Regions from separate parts of the Homo sapiens genome. Here region 2 is linked to region 1. Evidence: chromatin loops called from intact Hi-C (ENCODE). Cell type or tissue: natural killer cell. All regions are shown on one strand. Each heading gives the region's core, and the rest is flanking DNA. Links, peaks and the distances in the headings are about the cores only.

Region 1 (12,838 bases), core at 1,731-9,730:
GACCTAGGCATCCCTGCATTCCCAGGGGCCTGGGAAGCCCCTGCCTCTGCAGGCTCAGAAGTGCCTGATCCCACTCCCTAGCCTCTCCCCATTGCTGGTGCCAACCCTGGTGTGGAGCAAAGTTGCAGACAAACCTGGGTGCTGTTGCAACCCCGCCACGTGTGTGTGCACTCGGTAGTGCTGACATGCCAGCCTCCTGCTACCTTGGCCCTGTCCAGACTTTGGGTGCTAATGAGCACAGGAGGAAGGTCAGGGGGCTGAGGGCACCTTGGTGCAGGCCTGCAGGCACCCCGGGCATAGACAGCCTGGGTGCTGTGGATGGTATGTTGATGGTGGCAAGAGGTAGACAGTTTCCTAGGTGAGAAGGGGCAGGTCCCTGGTGAAACCCCACCCTTAAGTTAGGGACAGCCTGAAGCCTGGGGGTTGGGCTGCCAGTTCTGGGTGGAGTTCATGACCCAGAGTGAGAACTTCATTGATGCCCTTCGGCCAATAAGATGGCCTGCCCATGGCTGCACATGGACCAATCAGCATGCACTTCCTCCATTCTGAGCACATAAAAACCCCAGACTCAGCCAGACTCAAACACTGGTTGAGACAACCTGCCTGTGAATAGGAGCTACCAACTTTGGGTCTCCTAAAAGCTGTTGTGTTGCTCAATAAAGCTCCTCTCTGTGTTGCTCACCTTCCAGTTGTCCATGTAACCTCATTCTTCCTGGACATGAGACAAGAACTCAGGACCTGCCGAACAGTGGAAGTGAAAGGAGCTGTAACACGTTCCTGCCTGGCTCAATGAGCTGCAGGTGGTGACATGCTCCTGAATTATGGAGTGAAGAGTGGCAACCCTTCTGGATTCCCTGAGCCAGAGCTGCTGTAACACTATAGCTCTCCTGCTCTCTGCCAATGCCAGGTGGCGCCCCACACAATGGGAAGCAGTGGTGGGGCTAGGCCAGCCCAGGAGTCATGGGCTGGAGTGAGATGGCAGGACTGAAAGAGCTGTAACACAAACAGGCTGAAACATGCCCCCACAAAACACATCTCCCTGCTCACTGTGCTGTGAGTAACAAGAAGGAGAGAAGAAATGCAGCCCTTCTGGGAACCCAGACCTCAGGGCTCCTCAAGCCAGGGCTGTGACATGCTGTAACACCCTCTTTGGAGCTCTGTGGTTTTTGGTGTCTCCGAGCTTTCAGGTCCCACTGCATTCCCCTTGTCTAGACACTGGTGCCCAGAGCAGAGGCCACTTGCAGTACATCTGGTCCAGCCACAGCCTCGCATGGAGCCAGTGACTGTGCCGGCACCTGAAGCTGCCCGCCCCGCCACAGCAGCCAGTGCACCTGGCTGTGTGCAGTGGCGGGAACCTGTGCTCATTCACTCACACACTCCTCCCTGCCGCATGCCTGGCTCGCCCTTGGCAGGCATGGGATCCGAGCCAGTAGCTTGAGCTGAGTGCAGCCTGCTGAGCCCAGGAGGCATGAACAAAACTCAAGCAGAAACACCACCAGCCACAGAGGTTTCTGGCTGGTGAAGTGACACCCCTAAGGATCCTGTGACCGTTCTATTATGGTGTATTTTGAGGTTTTGTTTCAAGATTTAGAACTCCTTTTAGCATTTCCTTTAATGCTGGCTTGGTAGTGGTGAATTCCCCCAGCATTTGTCTGAAAAAGACTTATCTCTCCTTCATTTATGAAGCTTACTTTTACTCAATACAAAATTCTTGGCTGACAATTATTTTGTTTAAGGAGGCTAAAGATAGGACCCCAATTCCTTCTGAATTGTAGGGTTTCTGCTGAGAAATCTGCCGTTTATCTGATAGGTTTTCCTTTATAGTTTACCTGATATTTTTGCCTTATAACTCTTAAGATTCTTTCCTTTGTCTTGACTTTAGATAACCTGGTGACTCTGTGCCTAAGTGATGATCTTTTCATGATAATTTCCCAGGTGTTCTTTGAGCTTCTTGTATATGGATGTCTAGATTTCTATTATTCTCAATTATTCCCTTAAATATGTTTTCCAAACTTTTAGATTTCTCTTCTTCCTCAGGAACACCAATTATTCTTAGGTTAGGTCATTTAACATAATCCCAAATTTCTTGGAGGCTTTGTTCATTTTTTAAATTTGTTCTTTGTCTTTGTCAGATTGGGTTAATTCAAATGCCTTGTCTTTAAGTGCTGAAGTTCTTTCTTGTACTTGTTTGATGCTATTGTTGAAACTTTCCAGGGTATTTTGAATTTCTCTAAGTGTGTCTTTCATTTCTAAAAGTTGTGATTGTCTTTTCTTTATGATATCTATTTCTCTGGAGACTTTCTCATGCATATTCTGTATTATTTTTTAAATTTCTTTAAGTTGTTTTTCACCTTTCTCTGGTACCTCCTTGAGTAGCTTAATAATAAACCTTCTGAATTCCTTATCTGGTAATTCAGAGATTTCTTCTTGCCTTGAATCCATTGCTGGAGAGCTAGTGTGATCTTTTGGGGGTGTGATAGAACTTGTTTTGTCATACTACCAGAATTACTTTTCTGATTCCTTCTTATTTGGGTAGACAGTTTCAGTAGAAAGATCTAGAGCTCAAGGGCTTCTGTTCAGATTCTTTTGTCCTAGAGGGTGATCCCTTGATATGAAGCTCTCCCCAGTCCCCTAGGAATGGGGCTTCTGAAGAGCGGACTGCAGTGATTGTTATTGCTCTTCTGGGTCTAACCCCCAGCAGAGCTACCAGGCTCCAGGTTTGTGCTAGGGTTGTCAGCAAAGAGTCCTGTGATGTGATCTGTCTTCAGGTCTCCCAGCCATGGATACCTGCTCCAGTGGAGGTGGCAGGGGAGTAAAGTAGATTCTGTGAGAGTCCTTGGTTGTAGATATGTGTAGTGTGCTGGCTTTCTCAAATGCTGGTTATGCTAGCAGTGAAGTTGTCATGTGGACAGACTCAGGACTTCTGGTTAGCCAAGGTGTTGCAGGTGGTGGAATTAGCTGTTGTTTTCTCCTTCTTTGGAGTGGGGTTGCTCTGTTATGAGTTGCTGTAATGGCTTGAGTTGGTTGGCTTCCAGCCAGGAGATGCCTCTTTCAAGACAGCACCAGCTGCAGTAGTAGGAGGGGGATACAAGCTTCCCCTACATTGCCCAGGATAAGTTCTCAGGTTTCTCAGGCCATGAGCAAGGCCATAGAGCTCCCAACAGTTTATGTCTTTTGTCTTCAGCTAGCAGGGTCAGTAAAGAAATACCATCAGGTTGGGGCAGAGTTAGCCAGGTCTGAGCTCCGGCTCTTCTTGGGCGAGACTTGCTATGGCCACTGTAGGGGATGGAAGGGTGGTTCTCAGGCCAATGGAGTTATGTTCTCATAGAGATTATGGTTGCCTCTGCTGTGTCATACAGGTAGCCAAGGAAGTGGGAAAAAGCCGGTAGTGACAGACCTCACCCAACTTCCACACAACCAGCAAGGCCAGTCCCACTCCCATCGTGCCCGGCCAACAGCACTGAATTTATATCCAGGCAGTTAGCAAGCAGGGCTGAGATCTTGCCCCAGGCTACAAGCCTCCCTGCTGAGAAAGCAAGTAGGGCTCTTAGGCCTTGCCCTCCCTGCCTGCCTATTCCTTTGGTTGTGCCTCCTGTGCTTGTATCTGCACTTCCTGTTCATACCCCTGGATTCTGCTCAGGAAAATTTGTGCTCATTCGAAATTATTACAAAGTTCAGCTAGAAGCTTCCTTCACCCTGTGACCCCTTCCCAATTCTGCTAGCTGCCTTCCCCAAGGACCCCTGTGAGATAAAGCTGGGGACCAGGAGTACCTACAGGGCTCTTCTCGTTGCTTCTTCTACTTTTATATTTCACTCAGCTCCCTAAAGCTGTTTCAGCTCTAGGTAAGGTTAAATCCTTCACCCATGATCTGGATATTCAGGTTCCCCAGTAGGGATATATATTCAGAGGCAGAGTTTTCCCCTCTCACATTTTGGGAATTCACCATTTGTTCAGTTATCTTACAGAGTTTGCAGTGGCAAGCCTCTTCTTTCTTTCTTTTTTGTTTTTTTGAGACAGAGTCTCGCCCTGTCATCCAGGCTGGAGTGCAATGACGCGATCTCAGCTCAGTGCTACCTCTTCCTCCCAGGTTCAAGCGATTCTCCTGCCTCAGCATCCCTAGTAGCTGGGATTACAGGCATGCACCACCACACTCGGCTAATTTTTTATATCTTTAGTAGAGACAGGGTTTCACTATGTTGGCCAGGCTGGTCTCAAACTCCTGACCTCGTGATCCGCTCACCTCAGCCTCCCAAAGTGCTGGGATTACAGGTGTGAGCCACCGCGCCCGGCCAAAGCCGCTTCTTTCAAAGGGTCTGTGAATTATTTGTTTTCCTGGTATGTTCCTGCAGTGGGTCTTGGAGCAAAAGTTCACAATATGAGTCTCCACGCACTGTTTTGTCCATCCAAGTGGTAGCTGCATGTTAGTTCTGTCTCTTATCTGCCATTTTCCTAATGTCTTCTTATCCTTTGCATATTTTTGACATCTTTTCTCATTAGTACAGATACCTACACTCAATGTTTTTAATAGCTATACTTAAATTTACCAATCTCCTCTACATTGCTAGGGTAAGAATAAAGTCAAATCCCTGCCTACCCTGTTTCACTAAAATGCTATTAATAGATAGATGAAAGACTTAAATGTAAAAACTAAAACTAAATAACATACATGATTATGTTACATAAATAAACATACAATATTTTTAATTTTTGTCCTCTGGGAGAGGATGTATTAGTCCCTTCTCATGCTACTAATAAAGACATACTCAAGACTGGGTAATTTATAAAGGAAAGAAGTTTAATGGACTCACAGTTCACATGGCTGGGGAGGCCTCACAATCATGGCAGAAGGTGAAGGAAGAGCAAAGTCACGTCTTACATGGCAGCAGGCAAGACAGCTTGTGCAGGGGAACTTCCATTTATAAAACCATCAGATTTCATGAGACTTATTCACTACCATGAGAACAGTATGGGAGAAACCACCCCCATGATTCAGTTATCTCCATCTGGTTCTGTCCCAGACATGTGGAGATGACAATTCAAGGTGAGTTTTGGGTGAGGACACAGTCAAACCATATCAGAGGAGATGGACATTTTAAATATGACATGAAACTAAAACTATAAAGGAAAATACTAGTAGTGGACACAGTAGCTCACACCTGTAATTCCAGCAATTTGGAGGCAGGAGGATTACTTGCACCCAGGAATTCGAGACCAGCCTGGATATCATAGTGAGATCTTATCTCTACTAAAAATAGAAAAAAAATAGCAGGGTGTGGTGGCACACGCCTGTAGTCCCAGCTACTTGGGAGGCTGGGGTGGGAGGTTTGATTAAGCCTGGGAGATTGAGGCTGCAGTAAGCTATTATCATGCCACTGTACTCCAGCCTGGACAGCTGAGTGAGGCTCTGTCTCAACAACAACAAAAAAGGAAAATCCTGATATACCTGACTATATAAACATTAAAAACTTTACAAAGCAAAAAATAGTCACAAAGCAAACTAAGAAAAATATTTTCAATGCAAATGACAGTACATTTCTTCAATATGCAAAAACCTTTTACAAACAAGATGCTTATGAACCAGTAAATCTTTAAAAAATGGGATGAATATGTATGTTGGCGCTTCACTGATAAATAAATACCAATGGCCAAAGAAAATAAAAAACAAAGAAAGAAAGGAGAAAAATGGTGGGGCAGAGGCGGGGGGTGGGGGAGCCATAAAAAGATAAGCTCTCTCATTCATTAAGAAATAAAGACTGGCCAAGCGCGGTGGCTCACGCCTGTAATCCCAGCACTTTGGGAGGCCGAGACGGGCGAATCACAAGGTCAGGAGTTCGAGACCATCCTGCCGAACACGGTGAAACCCCGTTTCTACTAAAAATACAAAAAAATTAGCTGGGCATGGTGGCGGGTGCCTGTAGTCCCAGCTACTTGGGAGGCTAAGGCAGGAGAATGGCGTGAACCCGGGAAGCGGAGCTTGCAGTGAGCCGAGATCGCACCATTGCACTCCAGCCTGGGTGACAGAGCGAGACTCCGTCTCCAAAAAAAATAAAAAATAAAAAATAAAGACTAAAACAAAAATTAACATATTTGATAATACTCATTGTTGGGATGATGAGAAGAAATATGGAAGTTCGAATTGGTACAAACTTCTTGGGAGGGTGAATTGGCAACATCAGCATTCTAAGTACACATATCCTTTCACTCAGAAATTCTACTTCTCCATCTTTATCTCATATAGTTAAGTATATAAAATGTACAAGGATATTTATTACAGTATTTGAATAGCAAGTTCTCATTTAAGTGGATTTAGCTAAGGAAAATAGCGTATGAAACCATTTCTTGGCATTACTTAGGTTAGCCACTAGATGTCATGATTGTTCCACAGAAATAAAGCTATAGCCAGGTGTATAAATCAAATTGGGAATACTTTTGTTATGTAGTCCTTCACTTTAAAATAAGTAGTTCTTATACATGCCACCCAGCACAACTCTAAAACAAGGACAGTTTGCCACATAACAAAATGATCTTCAAAATGCCTTTTAGATATCTAAAGAAATCTCAGTGAGTTTTCATATGCTTTCATGAGGCTTTAGTCTCTTAAAAACGCTAAAATTGGGTAGGTTCATATGGTGTGATCTGGGGGCTTTCGGGGGAACTCAGGCTTCAGAGAATCTCACCTCTAACATGTTTGTCACCTGAAATCTCACCACTGAAGATTCATTGTGGGGAGGTTAAAGTTTCCAATCTTTAGAAGTGGCATTTATTTTTTATTTTTCTATATAGTTTTAAAAAACCTTTGGCTTCAGCCAACCCTATAGGAGTGGCATTTTAAACTGTAAAATATCTCTGCGTGGAGTGACCCCCTCAAGTACTATTGCTGAATCGTTTTAAAGATTCTTTGGGTTTTAAACAAGAACGAGGCCCACGGTGAATAAAATATAAGACAGATGCCCAGGAAAAGGGACAGGGTGGGTGACAGTGCACTAGGAAGAGGTGGCTTTAGCCTGGGCTCTTATGTTCACTCTGGTGTCCCTTAAGCTAAATATGACACAACTCAGTGTGACCTTACTACTGAGAAATGTGAAAACATGAGAAAACCTAAGGCCCTAGATAACATTTAGCTTATCAAAATCCATATCATCACAGATGCTTCCTGATGCTCTCACATAGAGCTGCATACTTTATGCTAATGTAAAATAAATCATCACAAACAGATGAGGAAACAGATATCACTTATTTGTTCCTGTACTCATAATAAACTAATCATTAAAACAAGCATTCAAACCAAATCCACATTTAGTTTCTGATTAAGAAGTTCCAAATATAAGAATTGCATGTAGACGTAGGGCTAAATAAGTATTTGGCCATAAAATAATAATCTTTTTTTTTTTTTTTTTTTTTGAGATGGAGTCTTGCTCTGTCACCCAGGCTGGAGTGCAGTGGCGCGATCTCGCTCACTGCAAGCTCCGCCTCCCAGGTTCACGTCATTCTCCTGCCTCAGCCTCCTGAGTAGCTGGGACTACAGGCGCCCGCCACCACGCCCGGCTAATTTTTTTTTGTATTTTTAGTAGAGACAGGGTTTCACCGTGTTAGCCGGGATGGTCTCCATCTCCTGAGCTCGTGATCCACCCGCCTCGGCCTCCCAAAGTGCTGGGATTACAGGCGTGAGCCACCGCGCCTGACCTAAAATAATTTTTTTAAAGAAAAGAGTAGGTGATAGAGATTAAACAGGAAAGTGAATCAATAGTGTTAGGTGATAACATTTAGCAATAGTCGCGCCTTAACTTAGTTTTATATCGAGATAAAATAAAATAATGACAATGAACAGAGTAGAAAAGGCCTCATCTTGGCAAATGAAGATGTGGAATACCAAACTTGAAGACACAGCTGTTTTTTAGATATCTTCCATTTGAAAGAAATTGTATGAACAGAGTAACATGTATAAGAGTGGTTTTTTTTACTTGTATGTATTTATGAGGTACAAGTGTAATTTCGTTACACAGATAGATGTTGCAGTGGTAAAGTCAGGGCTTTTAGGGTATCCACCACCCAAATGATGTATATTGTACCCATTAAGTAATTTCTCACCATTCAACCCCCTTCCACTCCCTCACCTTCCTGAGTCTCTATTGTCTACTATTCCACACTATATATCCATGTGTACACATTATTTAGCTCCCACTTATAAGTGAGAACATGTGGGATTTGACTTTCTGTGTCTGACTTGTTTCACTTAAGATAATGACCTCCAGTTCCATCCACATTGCTGCAAAAGACACTTCATCCTTTTTATGGTGGAATAGTATTCCATTATGTATATATGTATGTTATTTATAGACACCAATCAATTCCTAATATTTTCTGTCCACGGAGCATTCTACAATTTTTAAAAGCAGGTTTACATGTTATTTTATTTTTTCATGAAGAATTATTTTTTGTTTTGATATACAATTTTTTTCTAGTCTATCTAAATGAACTAAATTACATATTCTTTAGCCTTAGGCATTTCAAGATGAGGAAAGTAAGTCTGAGTATTGAGTTTTGAACAAATTTTTATCTAAAAAGATAGAATGGCATAAATGCCCAGTACCCTCTCCCCCATCCCTAGCCTGGGAGCAGAACACTTACAGCTCTGGCATACATCTCCAAAGGGTGGACATGGAGGCTAACTGATGAAATATAAAAGGTTCTTCCTGGCCCATGACTCACATGTGTACATTTCATATTTCCTGTCCCAGAATTGAAAGGTTAGGGTGTGTCTTCAACATGATAGAAGAACAGCGCAGTAGTTCCAGTCTGGGCTGAGGGTTGGGTCTTTTTAATGTGTCTCCTCCACCTACCCCAACTGCTGTCCAACACAGTGGAGCCAACTTTTTGTTGGGCTCTTCCTTTGAGGCTAACATATCAGAAGTTGTTATTTCTCGTTCCTATTTTGCTCTTAAAATCCTGGTATAAGTTAGTGTAGGCCTTAAAACTATTGATTCAATTACTTTATCTTAATTAGGATGGCCAGTTTAACCAGAAAATGCTTATGGTTATATTCTATTCCCTTGGATTCATAATGCATTTTGAATGAAAACATACTCATTACCCTAATCCAAATATTAGTATGGACTTGGCATCTGCTTTTCTTTCTGGGGAGACAAACCATATACAAAGGAATATTCTAAAACACAATATGACACCTGATTCACCGTCTTCAATCCTAGCCCCTAAATTAAGTAACAGTAAGCCAGAACTTAAAGAAAAACCCACTGCACCCTCACAATCTCACTTTGAAAGATGATTATTGTTCTCAACTAACACATGTGGAAACTGAGAAACGAAGTTTTCAGACACCTACTCAAAGTTGCCCAGCTAGTAAGACAAAGACCTGAAACCACAGAAATCTCAATTCTTCTGACTTCATGGTATCTCTGCTGCATCCTACTTGTAAATGATGTGAGAGATACTGCCCAATGTCACATGTACGTGCATCTCTCAACCAACAATCTGGATGTGTTTTCTCTTCAAGTCCACTAAGGTAGTGGAATCACTTCCTCTACCACGTACACTTGTACATGTACAAGTACATGTACCATGTACACTTCTATGTACAATTGATCTTCACTATTTGTGGATTCCACATGTGCAAATTTGCCTACTCACTAAAATGTATTCGTAGCTCCCAAATCAATACTCACTGTACTTTCATGGCCACTCTTGGACATGCACAGAGCCATAGAAACTTGAATGGCCTGATGTGCATGTTCCCAGTTGAGGTCTAAGATGGCAATACTCTGTCTTCATTTCAGGTCTTATCGGGGGAAATTCAGCCAGATATCAGGCGAAATTCACCCCTGATATTTCACGTACGTTCTTTTCTATTTTCCCTATGTGTCAGCTGGTTTGAGAAATAAAGGGATAGAATAAAAAAGAGAGAAATTTTAAAGCTGAGTGTCCATGGGAGACATCACATGTTGGCAGGTTTCGTGATGCCCCACAAGCGGCAAAACCAGCAAGTTTTTATTAGTGATTTTCAAAAGGGGAGGGAGTGTAAGAATAGGGTGTGGGTCACAGAGATCACGTGCTTCACAAGGTAATAGAATATCACAAGGCAAATGGAGGCAGGGTGAGATCACAGGACCACAGGACCGGGGCGAAATTAAAATTGCTAATGAAGTTTTGGGCATGCATTGTCATTGATAACATCTTATCAGGAGACAGGGTTTGAGAGCAGACAACCAGTCTGACCAAAATTTATTAGGTGGGAATTTCCTGGTCCTAATAAGCCTGGGAGCGCTACGGGAGACTGGGGCTTATTTCATCCCTAAGCTTCGACCATAAAAGACGGCCACCCCTGAAGTGGCCATTTTAGAGGCCTACCCTCAGGGACGCATTCTCTTTCTCAGGGATGTTCCTTGTCGAGAAAAAGAATTCAGTGATATTTCTCCCATTTGTTTTGAAAGAAGAGAAATATGGCTCTGTTCCACCTGGTTCACCAGCAGTCAGAGTTTAAGGTTATCTCTCTTGTTCCCTGAACATTGCTGTTATCCTGTTCTTTTTTCAAGGTACCCAGATTTCATATTGTTCAAACACACATGCTCTACAAACAATTTGTGCAGTTAACGCAATCATCACAGGGTCCTGAGGGGACATACATCCTCCTCAGCTTATGAAGATGATGGGATTAAGAGATTAAAGTAAAGACAGGCATAGGAAATCACAAGGGTATTGATTGGGGAAGTGATAAGTGTCCATGAAATCTTCACAATTGATGTTCAGAGATTGCAGTAAAGACAGGCATAAGAAATTATAAAAGTATTAATTTGGGGAACTAATAAATGTCCACGAAATCTTCACAATTTATGTTCTTCTGCCATGGCTTCAGCTGGTCTCTCCATTCGGGGGTTCCTGACTTCCCACAAGCTCTCATACCAAAAACAAGTGCCACATTTTTCATGTTTTTGTAATTTTTATTGGTGATTTTGTTTAAAATGGCCCCCAAGTGCAGTTTGGAAGTGCTGTCTTAGCGTTCCCAAGCAGGAGAAGACTGTGATGTGCATCATAGGGAAAATGTGTGCATTACATAAGCTTCCTTTAGGCATGAGTTATAGTGCTATTGGTTATGAGTTCAACAATAATGACTCAAGAATATACATTAAATAAAGTGTCTTTAAACAGAAACACTCATAAAACAAGATTATGTACTGGCCAACTGACGAAAATGTGACCAAAGATTGTGACTTAACCCTGTATCTCCTCTAAGAACAATGGTTCAGTGCTCACTTATTCAGTATGCGTGGCTACTTTACAGAAAATAAGTACAATGAATAACAAGAATAGGCTGTATTTAGACAGTGTCATGGGCATTGGTTTTGAGGTACATCATCTCAACCCTGTGTAATGTCAGGGCCTGTCTCAGCTCCATATCCTCTCCCCACAATAGGGACTACTTCAGCCCATCAAGGTAGTACTTACAGTTTGGTTTGGGTTTGGTAAATTGGTGCTCCAATATCACTCTACCTTTAGAAGTAATAAACAAGGAAGTAAGTTTCTCTGACCACAGCTATTTGGGGGCTGGAATAGACCTGCTGCTTTGACAGTGGGAACAGTGGAAACATCCTTTGCTCCAGGCTATCAGAAAGGGCATCAGGTATTTTAAATTGTGTATTTTACTCACATTAATATCTTCTTAAAAGAATTGGGAAAATTCATTGACTTCCTTGTTTCTGGTGTGGAATCATGAAAAACAACTACCTTACAAGAAGCAGCTAATATTTAAGAGGATTGTTAATTTTCGTAGTCTCTATTTTGGCTGCAACTGCAATAAGAAGCCATGAGAATCCTGGCAAAAGCGATAGCCGTGGCAATGTAAGTCCACAGCTTCCTGTAAGATGTGAAAGAGAGAGCTGCTTTTCTAAAGAAAACATATTTTTCTTGTTTTTATGACCAGCACTAACATCAACTGGGATCCAATATAGAGACTTGCCTTTTATGAATAATCACGGTGAAGCCAGGTGTGCTGTTCTAGACACTTTACCTGCATTCCTTCACAACAGTGTCTAATCCTCACAATAACACCAAGAGGTAGAAGGCATTGTCCTCATTGCAGATGAAAATCTGAAGTTCAGAGGATAATTTTCCCATTGTGTAGTAAGAGGCAGCTTAGATGGAATTCCAAGCCTGCCTACCTCCAAAGCTGGTGTGTTGCCTTCCCCAGAGCACCCTCACACAGGATGAGCTACGTAATTTGTGGAGCCCACTGAAAAATGAAAATGCAGGATCCCTTGTTCAAAAATTACGAATTTCAAGACACCCACCACAGAATATTAAAACAAGAGCAGGGCCCTTCTGAGTGCCCGGTTCTCTGTGACTGCACAGGCCTCATGCCCATGAAGCCGACCCTGCCCTCATGTCACCATACCAGCCAAAAGCACAGATCCTGCAGGAGTTGGGGCAGTATGCAGCGGAATGCTTCTATTTGTTCTTGGTGTGATCTGTGTCTATGCCACAGTGGAAACACTGCTAATTTCTCTTGGCAGTCTGAGTGCCTTTGCCTCTAACAAAGATTTCAGAAGCATCCGTGGAAACAAAACAAATTAATAAACATAGAAAGACAGGCTGCCAGTCTCTTGATACGTGACTGACAATGACAGGGATTTTAAGTAAAAAATCAGGATAAGACAATTTTCTTTTTTGCCATTTTTTCTTTCTGAAACATCTTTAAAATTTTAATTCCTTTATTTCTTTAACACTGATATGCTTTTGTTCTGTGAATAAATTGATTTTTTGTTCATCATTCTTTCACAATATCGCTCCTAAGGGCACAGAATTTCATTTGGAGCTGAACTAGGT
Region 2 (12,838 bases), core at 2,642-10,641, 1.6 Mb after region 1:
AAAGTGAATCACAATGAGGAAGAATAGTCCATTTTTATGTATTACACAATTAATTAATTATTAAGTCACCTCTCTGCCTTCATTTACTTGGATAATTTATCATTGTATTATCATTAAAATTAGATCATTAGTTTGGATAATACAGAACTCAGGGAAAAAATTATTCTTAGGTTTCATTGTTAAAAATTGAATAAACGTTTTTTAAACTTGTTTTAAAATTACTGTTTAGAACTCATGTGGATGCAATTTTAAGAGATGCATCTCTTAAGACACAATTTTAAGAGGTGCATCTCTTAAAATCACATTAAGTTAAGTAAGCCAAATCTTACTATAGAACTTTCTCATCATATATTCACCATTAGATAGATTCAGATATGTGTTCCTGAAGTCTTTAGTTAGTGTCTAAGTAGAACAGAGGAGTTCTACAACCATACTTTTTATTTATCAAACGGAAAAAAAGAAAGGAAAAAGATGTCCAGATTCTCACCATCTGTCTGACTTACAAATGCACCTGACTAAAAATAAACCATTCAGGAATAAGCCATTCACACTTCCTCTGCAGTGACTTTGAAGTGTTTGTCGAGATACCCGTATTAAGAAACTTGGCGCTCTGGTCCTTTAATGGTGCTGACATTCTGACTCACGTATGCCCGAGGGAAGGCAGAACACAGGACAGCTGAGAACACCAGAGGACTGGCAGTTGGGAGCCTGATGGAGGACAAGTAGGGCCTCGAGGACAGGTGCGTGACAGAAGCACAGGAAAAAAAAGAAAAATGGTAAGTTGACCTGGAAAAAAAAATTGAGGAGATTTGTAAGCAGAGTAAGTTAAAGTAGCAGAATACTTTCATGTAGCCCTTACAACAACAAAAACAACAAGAAAACAAATAAAGGGGGGAGAAATGAATCATTTCTGAGATTCGTCGATAGGAGAAAAAACAAAGAACCAAAACTTTTCCCTTGAAATGTTTACTGTTATTATTCAAGGAACATTATTAACTATTAGTGACATGACTAAAGGTTACATAAGCTAATTAGGACTTAAAAAGCCTTGGATTTTTTTTTAAAAGTTATAGATCAGTTAGATTTGTAAAAGAAACTGGAAGAATTACCATAAAATACCATTTTTAAAAAATTTGGCTTATAAAGGACAATCTGTAATCACCATTACATGACATTTACAAAGTTTTTTCCTAGGATATTATTTAACTCTTTCGTTGTAAACTTTTAAAAAAGTCTATAGTTTGAGTATTGTTTTAACATTGTCTTTCATTTCAAATACATTGTTTCCTGATAAAACTGGCAAAAGATTGGGATTTTACTATTTAGTAACATTTGACAAACCGTGATTTACTCTTTTTTTTTTTGTCAGAAGAAATAAAAACACGAGTTCATCAGTAAAGAGGTACCCTGGCAGCATAAATATTATGATAAGCTAAAAGCTGGAATCATCTGGAAAAATAAATAAGACTCCTCATGTCCTTTTCGGTCCATAACCAGAAGGGCAGCAAAAGGCCTTTGCCACTGGAACCTCTTCTTTTTCTCCAAGTCCCACGTAGCAATTACCTGCACTTTCAAGAAGAGAAACAACGACTACACCTAAAGAAATTCCTTCTTGATAGGATGTTTCTAGTGGCCAAGATACAAGCAAATGTAGAAAGAAAAGATGTTGCTGACTACTATGAACAAATGTTTCAGTCAGTTTTGAAACATCACCTAGGAGAAGCAGTGACAGGATTGCTGCTCATCTATCCCACTTCCATTCTGCATATCCTCGAGTCCTCCAGCGACACTCTCTACAAAGTTCTTTTAGATTATATTGGCCATGTCAAAGATGAAACAGTATTTTTTATTCAACAAATGAAAATTATAGTCATTTCTCATAACATTCCAATGAGGCTTTTTATGCAATGGCATGTTTCAGTGATAAAAGTTCCAGTTATGTATCTCGACGATGTGACACAGTCACAGTCCCTAAAGGAGGTCATCACAGATTTTCTCACACAAACTCATAAACTGTCACTCTACCTTTGCCAGACTATGAAAGTAGGCACTAAAGGACCAGGCGATAACTTACACCAAGTTGCACCTGACCTACTCCTCCCAGAACAAATCATAAAGTACTTGTGCAAATCCGAAGAATTCATGGACCCGGCAACATTTATAAACATGTATAATAGACCCATACACATCACTCTGGATTCTGAGGTGGTATGGCCTGCTCCTTCACGTTTCTAGGATTGAGAGGGATAATGTGCCCATGTCTCTTAAGGAGTTTGTGCTACTTAAATAAAAAAAACATTTTTAAAGTTACTGGTGTCTTTTAAAAGAAACAGAACATTGCAATATACACAGAGGTAATATATTAATCTTTATAGAGTATGTTGAGCTAAACTTTAAAATGTATCTATTTGTTGTGGTATTAAGTTCAATACATTATTTTACTAGGTAGATGGGTTTAATAAGTTTATCATAAGCTCTCAAATATTAACATCATTTTCATGAATTGACACTTTTCAAAAAAAAGTATGGCTGAAAAAAGACAAACGGAATTCAGATTATCATCCAATCCCTCAAGAGTTAATAAACAGTCACTACTACATAGCAGAAGTATAGTGTTCTGAGGGTACAAAATCGAGAAGAAAAATCCCACCCTTGAGTTGCTTGCAACCTCAGGTTAGAGGCAAGTACATGTAGAAGTAGTTACGATATGACATATAATGTAATATAATATATCATTATAGTAGCAGTATATAGGAAGGGCTTTGAGAGCACAAGTAAAGGAATAATCACTGTATAATTCCTGCATTCAGAAAACAAAATCTAATTATTGAAAATATTTCCAAAGCCCACATATTCTGGCCTATATAATCAAGAATATTGAGACCATTATAAAGCTACAGAAAACAATAGCTATTCGGAATGAAATGAAAATACATTATCAGGTGGCATTGTGCTACTCCATGCAACATCATTTATTGAACATCCCTCTATGTTACAAACATTTGCCAGGCACTGAGGAATATGGCAGGGTACACAGAAAACATTATCTGCCCACTATTAACACTTACTTCTAAATGATTTTATGTAAAATAAACAATCTGGTTATTTTCTCAATTCACTTTCTAGAAAGCAACTAATTATATATAATTTCTATGTGACCAATTTCAAGTTGATCCCTTCTTTTATCCAGATGAATATTTTTTGCATTGTTTAAAAGTTTTTAGCTTGTTTAAACAATTAATTGACATCAATATTTTGAAAACTGCAATGATATTTGTCCCAAATCACCTTAACATCTTACGAAACCAACTTTGGAGTTAATGGAGAAAATACTTATCATTATAGTTTTATTTTTTATTATTTTTTTTTCATTTTTAGCTTCTTTGAGGACAAACCAATCTCAGTGTGCACCTCAATTTTTCATTTGAAGAAAATTTTGTTCTGCATATGAAAATACTGACCAAATTGTATGTAACAAACAAAATGTATATAATAAACAAAAATGATATGCATCATTGTTACATAACAGAATCAAATTTTAGGGAAGACCATTCTATTTTCCAAATTTTGTAATACTTCATTAATTAGAATGGTATTTTTCAGTTTTAACTGAAGTTTCTTTCAAGTTAGTAACAGAAAAAAATGTTTAAGATAAAATGAGAATTCTTCTAGCTAAGAAAGAGTATATAACTTTCAAAATTTATATCAATTTAGAAAAAAACACCTAATATTAAACAGCATTATGCTGTCTATTCTTTGAACTGTGAAAAAGACACAGGGGCATGTCAATAGTAAATGATTAGTGATAAACTGACTGGAAACGTAAGTAAATATTTTCCCAGCAAAAAAGGAATAGAGAAAACGTTCAACAAAGATACAATCCTTGGTCCAGGATTAGCATGAATGTGAAAGTGGTTTGGGAGAGAAGACGAGCATATGTAAGAGAATAATGGATAATAAATGTTTATTGGATCAGATAGAATTCCTTTAGCAGGGTGAATTTTGTTTGGGAATATTATTTTCTAAAGTTATCTAGTGAATAGAAGTTTGAATTTTGGATAAAAATTATATATTTATAAATCAGAAAATATGGCATATTGTATTTTCCAGAAATGGTTACTGCAATATATCCAATCCCACATGCCTTTCTTACAACATGAGCTTGATATTCCTCCCATTGTGTAGTGGCTTCTAACTCTCTCCCCTTGAATGCAGGCAGACCTCTTCTGTGACTGCCTTAACCGATAAAATACAAAAGAAGTTATTCCGTGTGATCTCGAAGGCTAGGTCATAAAAATGTGCACTTTGCCTTGCTCACTTGAATGCTAGCTCCTGGAATTCAAACACTATGCTGTGAGCAATCCAGCAATTTCAGACAACATCCCCAGCTAAGGTCGCAGCCAACAGCCCCTATCATCCACTAGACATGTGAGTGAGTGAGACTTCAGGTGACCCCAGACCCCAGGCTTCCAGTAAACCTGGGAAGCCAGCTCAGTTGACATTGTGTGGAGAAGAAATGAGCTGTTTCCACTGAGTCCTGCCCAAATCAGAGTTCTGTGAACATTAGTGATTATTGTTTATTTAACCACTAAGGTTTGGGTGAATGATTACGCAGCACTGTGGAAAAATAATACATATGTAATGGGAAAAATAATATATACGTGTATAAGCTCTTTGTATCACTTATTATTCATTAATTTATGTACCAAAATTTATTGGATAGCTACTGGTAAAAATGTACTAGTAGGCCAATCACTGTGCTAGTCACTGGGTGTACAAGTAGCAATAGGGGGTATATTCAACACACTGCCTGGCATAGATTTTTTATGGGTCTATAATACTTTTTGGTGTGAGAATACCAATAGAAACCTAATTCACTAAGCCAAAAAGAGAATTATTAACAATCTTAATCATTTTTGGAAGAAGTTATAGAATATCTCTCAACGATAAAATTGCTGATTTACTTAGCATATCGTAATTTTAAAGAATTCATGAAGGCTCACTATGAAAATAACTGGAAAATAAACACAGTGTGACTATAAACAATTTCATTTATATAGTTATTTGTTCATTTTTGTGAACACATCAGAATGAATGTATTCAAATAAATTTACCCCGTATAGGAGTCACTTCAGGAAGATTTATATTTGTCCAGGTAGCAACACCATTGCTGAAAACATTTTGGGACCCTTTGGCAGTTGAATAAAGGAGGTTTATAAATCAAAGGGAGCTTAAATATTTTAATTATATCTAATTTTTGATCTCCAAATTATTGTTATACTCCAACTTAATTAGTAACTTTAAGATTTGATCTCCATTGATAGAATTTTTTTAATTTATACTCACTCTCAAAGACAGATCTGCTGTCACTGAACATATTAAAAAGAGCGTGACAATGCTTCTAAGGGGAAGTACAAATTGTCTTCAGTAACAAATGAGTTATTGAGATACTTATATAGGTCACTGATATAATGTCTTTAAATTGGACTCATTTAGCTGTGTATGTTTGGGTACATTTGATAAAATCCAGAAATCTTACATTTATACCTTACAAATTTAGCTTAATGAAATCCAAAATGTAAACTTTTAAGCCTTAGTATGACTGATAAGGTAATTCTTAACTCAATGAAAGTTATAATAGAATGCAGATACATGCACGCGTATGTTCATTGCAGCCCTATTCACAATAGCAAAGACATGGAATCAACTCAAATGCCCATCAGTGATAGACTGGATAAAGAAAATGTGATATATGTATATGTGATATGTGATATGGAATACTATGAATATATACTATACAGAAAAAGGAACAAGATCATGTCCTTTGCAGGGACATGGATGGAGAAGGGAGGGCATTATCCTTAGCAGACTAATGCAGGAACAGAAAACCAAATACCTCATGTTCTCACTTATAAATGGGAGCTGAACATTGAGAACACATAGACACAAGGAGGGAAACAACACCCACTAGGGCCTGTCAGGGGTGCAAGGGGAGGGAGAGCATCAGGGTAAATAGCTAATGCACGTGGGGCTTGATACCTAAGGGATGGGAAGACAGGTGCAGCAAACCACCATGGCATACATTTACCTACGTAAAAAATCTGCACGTCCTGCACTTGTACCTGGAACTTCAAATAAAATATTTTAAAAATAAAGAAAGCTATAGTTGCCTTAAAATAAAATTTTAAATAAGAGTACATAACTTAACCCACAGAAAAATGAATATTTAACAGTGTGAACATATAATATTTAATATTCATATAACAGCGAACATATATATAAAGCCAATGATCACATAACATTCAAATGATGTGGCCAGCACCATTCTAATTCTTTTCTTTTTATATGAATACTTGAGTACAGACTGCCCCGTTGATAATCCTATGCTTGTTTCAGAGTTGACATTCAAGAAGGTAATAGATTTCTTGCAGAATAACTTAAATAATATTACTTGAAAGGAAAAACTCTTCCAGGGTGAATTCTAACATTCTACTATCATAAATTTAATAAAAAAGGCATCTGGATCCCTTCATGGAGCATTATTGCTTAATACAAATAGAATTTGACATCCAGTGACTGTATCATAACTCTACAAACACAAAACCACATTTCAATTAAGTTAAACCTATCGTTAGCAGTAGAATGCCCCAACTTCCACAAGGAAGTGGAAATGAAGCAGCCTATCACCAACCTCACATAGCCAAGTACTTTCAAATCATTTCATATTGTATTAAATAATTTAATGCAGAATTAAAGTTCTCCCCCTTGTGGTCAGTTACTTAAATTTCCTGATTACCTGTGGACAGGATGTATGTAGTAAAAACAGTGCATAGATTTTAAGAGCATACAGAGAGAACCCAAAAAGTACCTTTCAAATATCTGTTTGACTCCTCTTATTCCACAGATAAAGATTCTGAGACCTAAAGACATTAAGGTGTTTTGCCAATGGTAAAAGGAAATGTAACAGTATACTGGTATAACAGTGTAACAACAGTAACAATAAAAGCAAGATAACAGTATTCTCCCATTTAGGGTCTTGTGATTATTAACTTCACCACATTAATTATGCAGACCTTTATTCCTCTACAAGTAAGTAACTTTAAGCAAATTATGCCTGTCTACTCACTTTTTCTCATTAGTTTAGAACTTTTTATTGGTATGGACAGTTTATAATATCTGAGAAAAATTTTATATTAGCTGGCCTCATGTTGAGTTGCTATACAAAAAAACTAGTTCTTATTACCATTTCTGTGTTTTCTTATATTTTTGAAAGACCAACTTTGATACATTTTATTTTGGTTATTTGTTTAGTTGTTAATTTCTAACAATGGTTGGACTTTGGATTTATTAAAATACTTTTGCTAGTATGTTTCTATATAGGCAGAAATGTAAAAGAGATTTTCCATACAATTTAGACCAAATATATTTTATTTAAGCATAAGTAGATATAAATTTCAAATGAAAAAGAAACCATTTTTAACTGAATGTGAATATTTATAGAATTAGTTCACCTGTAATTTCAGTTGAAAAGATTACCATTTATCCTTAAAGAGGATATGAAGAGAATAATAGTGTTGTCAAGGCATTCTTCTCTTTCCCTGATCACTCTAGTTGCACACTTCTCTAATTCATTCTAATTAATGCCATGACCTCAACTCCCATCTAAGAGATAATGACTTCAAATACATGTTTGTATCTTCATTAATTCATTTAACAAATATGTGTTATACAACTATGTTGTTTGCATTCCTGCCTACACCCTGAAGATACAATGGTAAAAAAGACAAGGCCAGTGTTTCCAGTGAGCATATACTCTGGAAGAGGAAACAAAAAACAAATAAACAAATAGAGAAAATGACTTCAGATGGTTTCATGTGCTATGAAAAAAGTCATAATGTTGACAGTAACTAATGGGTCTGGTTTACATTCGGTGGTCAGTGAAGCCTTCTCAAACTGAGATCTGAATGAAAAGAGGTGGGGTGGTAACGGTCAGAACATTCTATATGACAGAACAACAAGTGTAAAGGCTCTGGGGGAGGAGCAAGCTTGGTGTGTTGAAGGACAGAAGGAATACCAGAGAGACCAGAGTACTGGAAGCAAGAGGGGAGTGAGGTTGGTGACAGTGGCCAGGGTTACACTATGTAGGGCCTTGTTGCCATGATTAGGGGTTCTGGATTTAATTCTACATGTTTTCTTCACTACTACACCAAATTCCACCTGGCCTCCAGTCCTCATGCAGGGCCTTCTCAAGAAGTCCCACTGGAACCCCACAGGCATCTGCACCTCCACATGCACTAGATGAATGCATCATTCCCTGCCGCCACATTCCTTCAACCTACCCCTCCCTATACCCTCTTTGTTGCTATAAAATGAACCACTCTCCAAACGGCTGCTAAGTCAGAAATTCAAAAATTATCCTAGATTCCTTTCTTTCTTTTTATGATTGACAGCCAATCAATCCAATCCTCATCTGTTTTCCACAGTGTTCCCATTGTCTGATCTTGTTTCTGTGCCCTGCTTAGGCATTTTCCTCACTCCAATTTCTTCTTCCTACTCTCTCTTCTCAGTTATGTCATGTTTCTATCAAACATAAAGACAGTATAGCAGAAGGTTTAATCAAGAGAGCCACTCTGGTGTCAAATTGCTGAACTGAAACCGGGTTCTACAACTTTTTAGAAGTGTAATTTGTTTCTTTACCTTTCTGTACCTCAGTTTCCTCATCTGCACAATGAGAGTGATAACAGGATCTGTATTTTACGATTAGTTATTGGTGTTAACCCATAAAACAATGGTGTAAAGTTCCCATCATATGGTGACATCTTTGAAGAACGTTTAAACACTTCATTACAGAATTCACAGTTTGAAACAGTTAAATTCACTGCAACAAAACTGTGCAAACCTCATCTTTTAAGTAATATTCTCAGATTCATCTGTCACATATATATATGTAAACTCCTAGTAATAAGGCCTTTAAACTCAATGAGAAGGAACATCTTTAAAGAAGTGTGCATAAACACTTACTCACAGAGTTCACTATTTGGTTAACAGGTAAATTCACAGTAATTTGAGTATAGTCAGCACTCAATAAATATTATTCCCCTGATCAAAATTATTCAATGGATTCCATTTCACCTTCAGGATAAAAAGCAAAATTCTATAATAAATAATCTGCAAAGCCTTGATTCTCTGATCCATGCTTACTTTGCTACCCAGATTCACCTTATGGTTTTCTCTTGTCTCTTTCTCCTTTCTCATAGTCTTTTCTCACACTTTGTTCTCTAACAGTTCCCTAATTTTTCCATGCTCTTTGCTTCTATCACCCTTCCTCACTTCTCTTAGCAAAATTCTGCTTAGCAATCAAATTATGTCCTCTGTGAAGACTGGCAAACTCAAGGAACTTTTTTCTGTCCTCACTGTACATGGTACTCAACCACATTCTAGAAATTCTGCTGCCATGTTTGTGTGCACACTCATCTTCCTGCCAGCAACTTGTAAACAATTGCCATGGCCTTTTTTCATTTGTATATTTAGTGTCTTATCACAAAAAGGAATCATTTAAAATATCTGTAAGAATTATTCCATAAGGTTAATTTTACTTTTATCAAAAGTGTTATGCAATCTCATAAACAGGCCATTATCAATATTTTCATTATTGAAATGGAAATCAAACAATTTTTGTTGGAATTATCAAGCAAAAATTGCTCCTTCCTGGTTGGATATCTCCAGTATTGCTATCTTTAGATGAGGTGTAGGTCATATAAATTATATTAAATTTTATTCTTTGTTGAAATAGCTAGGCACTAACAGTATTTTCTGATATAAGTGAGGAACTCCTAGGAAAGAAAAACAGAATAAAAGCAGTTTGATAAATTAAAATAAATTAAGCTAAAAGAGGAATTAGCCCAAAGATTATTCTTAGCCTGAAATCTCCTACATCTCCCCTTAATCTTATATCTGCATTCAGTAAAGAGAAAAAAAATCAGCAGTGCTTATTGAGCTTAATTTCTTCCTTTAGTCAAATAAAAGTCATTCAAACATTAATCCAAGAATTATTTATTGATTGCCCATTATATGCAGAGTCATATCCTAGGGACTATGGAAGACACAAACACATAAAGGGCTCTCTATAGCTCTCCCCAAATTCACTGGTATAGCATCTACTCTATTTGCAATTAAAATTTAGGTGCCAAGGTGTCCTTTGGTACTATATTGAAATAGCTTGCCCACTATTTCTCTCAAATGGTACTGGGAGTATATGACAAATATTACATTTTATTTTCTCTCTGCATTTAGTTATTCAGCAAGGATGAGCTGAAAAACAGTGTCAGGCACTTTGCCAAGCATCAGCAGGGGTACAATCATAAGCAAAATAAGCATAATTTCTACCTTAGAGAGCATGCAGGATCTTTCTCCCTTCACCCCAGACATATAAAAGGAAATTAAACAATTATAATAAGTGTTGTCATCCTGGATATACAAGTTACAATGGTTTCCTAACTTCACCTAATTTAGAGGATCAGGAATGCCTCTAAGAGAACAAAGACACAGGGATTTCTGAAAGTTAAATAGAAGTAAGCCAATTAAAAGTCAAGGAGTAGGAGGGGAATGTTCCTGGCAGAGGAGATTTTATGTACTTATCTATATATGTATGTATTCTAGCAGAGGGATATTCTAAAATCTGAAGGCAAGAAGAAGCATACTGTGTTGGGAGAACTGAAAGAATTTCTACAAGGCAGGGCCTCAAGTACAAAGGGGAGTCATAAGAGATGAGGCTGGATAGCAAGGTATGGGGCCAGATTATGCAAACATTTAAAGCGGAATAAAGAAGTATCATGACCTTATCTTAATAGAAATGGAAAGCAGTTTTATTTTTATGAGAGAAATACTATGGTTAGTTATGCATTATAGAAGGACCACTCTGAATTGTGGGAAACAGATCGGATGAGAACTAGGTAACGAGACTGTATAGATACACCTTAAGAGAAGAGGCTATTACAACAATCTAGGAAAGAGATAATAGAAGTCTGTACAAAAACAGACTCCTATAGTGTCCTTTACTGAATAGAAAGAGGTGGAAAGAATCAAGAGACGTGTCCAATACCTTGGTATTTGTCTGAAAATAGAATGTTAAGAAGAGGAAAGAGTCTAGGATGAAGTACCAGGCAGGTGAAGATGCCATTCCCTAAGATCAAGAATATTGGAGGAGCAACAGTTTGGGTTTCACAGGGAGTGAGATGAGGTTTGTCGTTTTGAACATGCCGAATTTGAGGTGTCTGAGAATCATCAACGTTATACTGTCCAATACAGAGTTTGATGTATTTCCTCAAAGCTCATAGGTAGATCTGTCAAGAACATGAAGATTTGTAAATCAATTTCTGGATAATGACTGAGACTTCAGGAATGGTGCTATCTATTACCCACACAAATATATAGAATAAGCAGAGAAGAAAGCCTCATTCTAAATCTTGAGAAATGCCTACGGAAAATAAAAAGAGCCATCTACAAAGAAATCTAAGATAACATAATTTAAATTGCCAAGAAGCAGAAAAAGAAAAGCAGAGAAAGAAAAGAACATTCCCTAAAGAGGAGAATACTCAACAACATCAATTTCTGCCTCAAAGTCAAGTAACAAAGAAATGTAAAAGTAAGTTTAATAACAAGAAGGTCACTGGTGACTTGGAGAGGGTGACCTATGCAAAGTGGCAGAGGCAGAAGCAGGATTTGGTGGGTTGAGGAGCGAGAGTCTGGTGAGGAAACAAGTATAGACAGTATTTCCAAAAGCTTGGCCGTTGGCAGTGAATGTGCGGAGTATATTTAAAAATATAAAGGTCACTTTTAGGATTCTAAAGTTTTTGGTAAAAGGAAGATCACCTCTTTATTCTGGTTTCCAGTGAGGTTGGTTCTGTCCTTTCATGTGAGATTCAATGTCCAATTGTGGCCCCAGGGTAAAAGGGCTCTATCCAGTTTTGAATGGCAGTGTATAATAATCCTGGACTTTAAAGGTCCCCGAGTGACTATGTACACAGCTCAGGAACAGCATGTTGTCTTCTTAATAAACATTTGTTTAGATAAATAATTGCACTAATCTCTAGAAGAAACTAAGCTGTGCAGAAAGTGAGTTTAGAATATGTGCAAGCTCTAATGTTACAGCTCAAGCCTTGGGTTAATACACTGCTATTTCCATGGTCAAACTTTTACAGTTAATTGCAGATTGTCTCCTGTGTTCTATATACTTTATGGATCAGCCACATTGTATTTATAAATTTTGCTCTGAAATTTGGCCCTTATCCAGGTCACTTCTTTTTTTGCCCAGTTAGGGCATGCTAGCAAGTCACAAATTATAATCAAATCTCACTTTTCCAAACTAATGACTTTAAAGAGCAATAATGCATGATCCAAAATGATGGTGAATTCATGAACCATTTATCTCTGTAATGTATATTCATTAATTATATTCATGAAACTTGTAATGTATATTCATTAAATGTATATTCATTAAACTTGACTATGAATATGTCTTATATGACATTCATAACAAAATGATAAAGCATTTCAACCAAAATGACCCAAGGGGCCTTGGAAATTTTTCCAACTTCTCTGTTCCCATTTCCTACTATGTTCTACCGTTTATATCACATTTTATGTTGCAGTAACTTCTTAGAATAAACTAACGTATCATGTTTTTTAGGATGGAAGATGCAAGGAAGTTCAATCTACTCTTTTACCATTCCCATATTATTGTAACGATTCTCTGCAGCTATGTTTCTCTTTCCCTGTTTCTCTGAACATTTTTATTCACAAAAGTGAAGACAGTAGTATAACAAACCTATTTACCCAT

The links. Peaks named below come from ENCODE experiments on the same cell type or tissue, not always from the same donor. Only the 100,000 strongest peaks of a DNase experiment are listed, where the experiment ranks them.
Region 2: it touches region 1 in a loop (19-fold over the local background); 9 of 110 quality-filtered maps call a loop at or near these places.

The regions. Positions count from the first base shown.
Region 1 is chr7:90,421,485-90,434,322 of GRCh38, reverse strand. No RefSeq gene overlaps it. Among named protein-coding and RNA genes, the nearest start is that of CLDN12, 24 kb to the right of the region's middle. RefSeq lists a silencer at 8,654-8,948. In natural killer cell, for the core only: a CTCF peak has its summit at 6,338 (motif pointing right); a DNase peak (open chromatin) is centred at 6,372.
Region 2 is chr7:88,783,578-88,796,415 of GRCh38, reverse strand. All of the region lies in intron 1 of ZNF804B (zinc finger protein 804B), which reads right to left. It overlaps TEX47 (testis expressed 47), which reads left to right and starts at 679. Exons shown (of 2, transcript NM_152706.4): 1 at 679-776; 2 at 1,370-2,310. The coding sequence starts at 1,474. The coding sequence ends at 2,235. In natural killer cell, for the core only: no CTCF peak of the experiment used is centred there; a DNase peak (open chromatin) is centred at 6,765.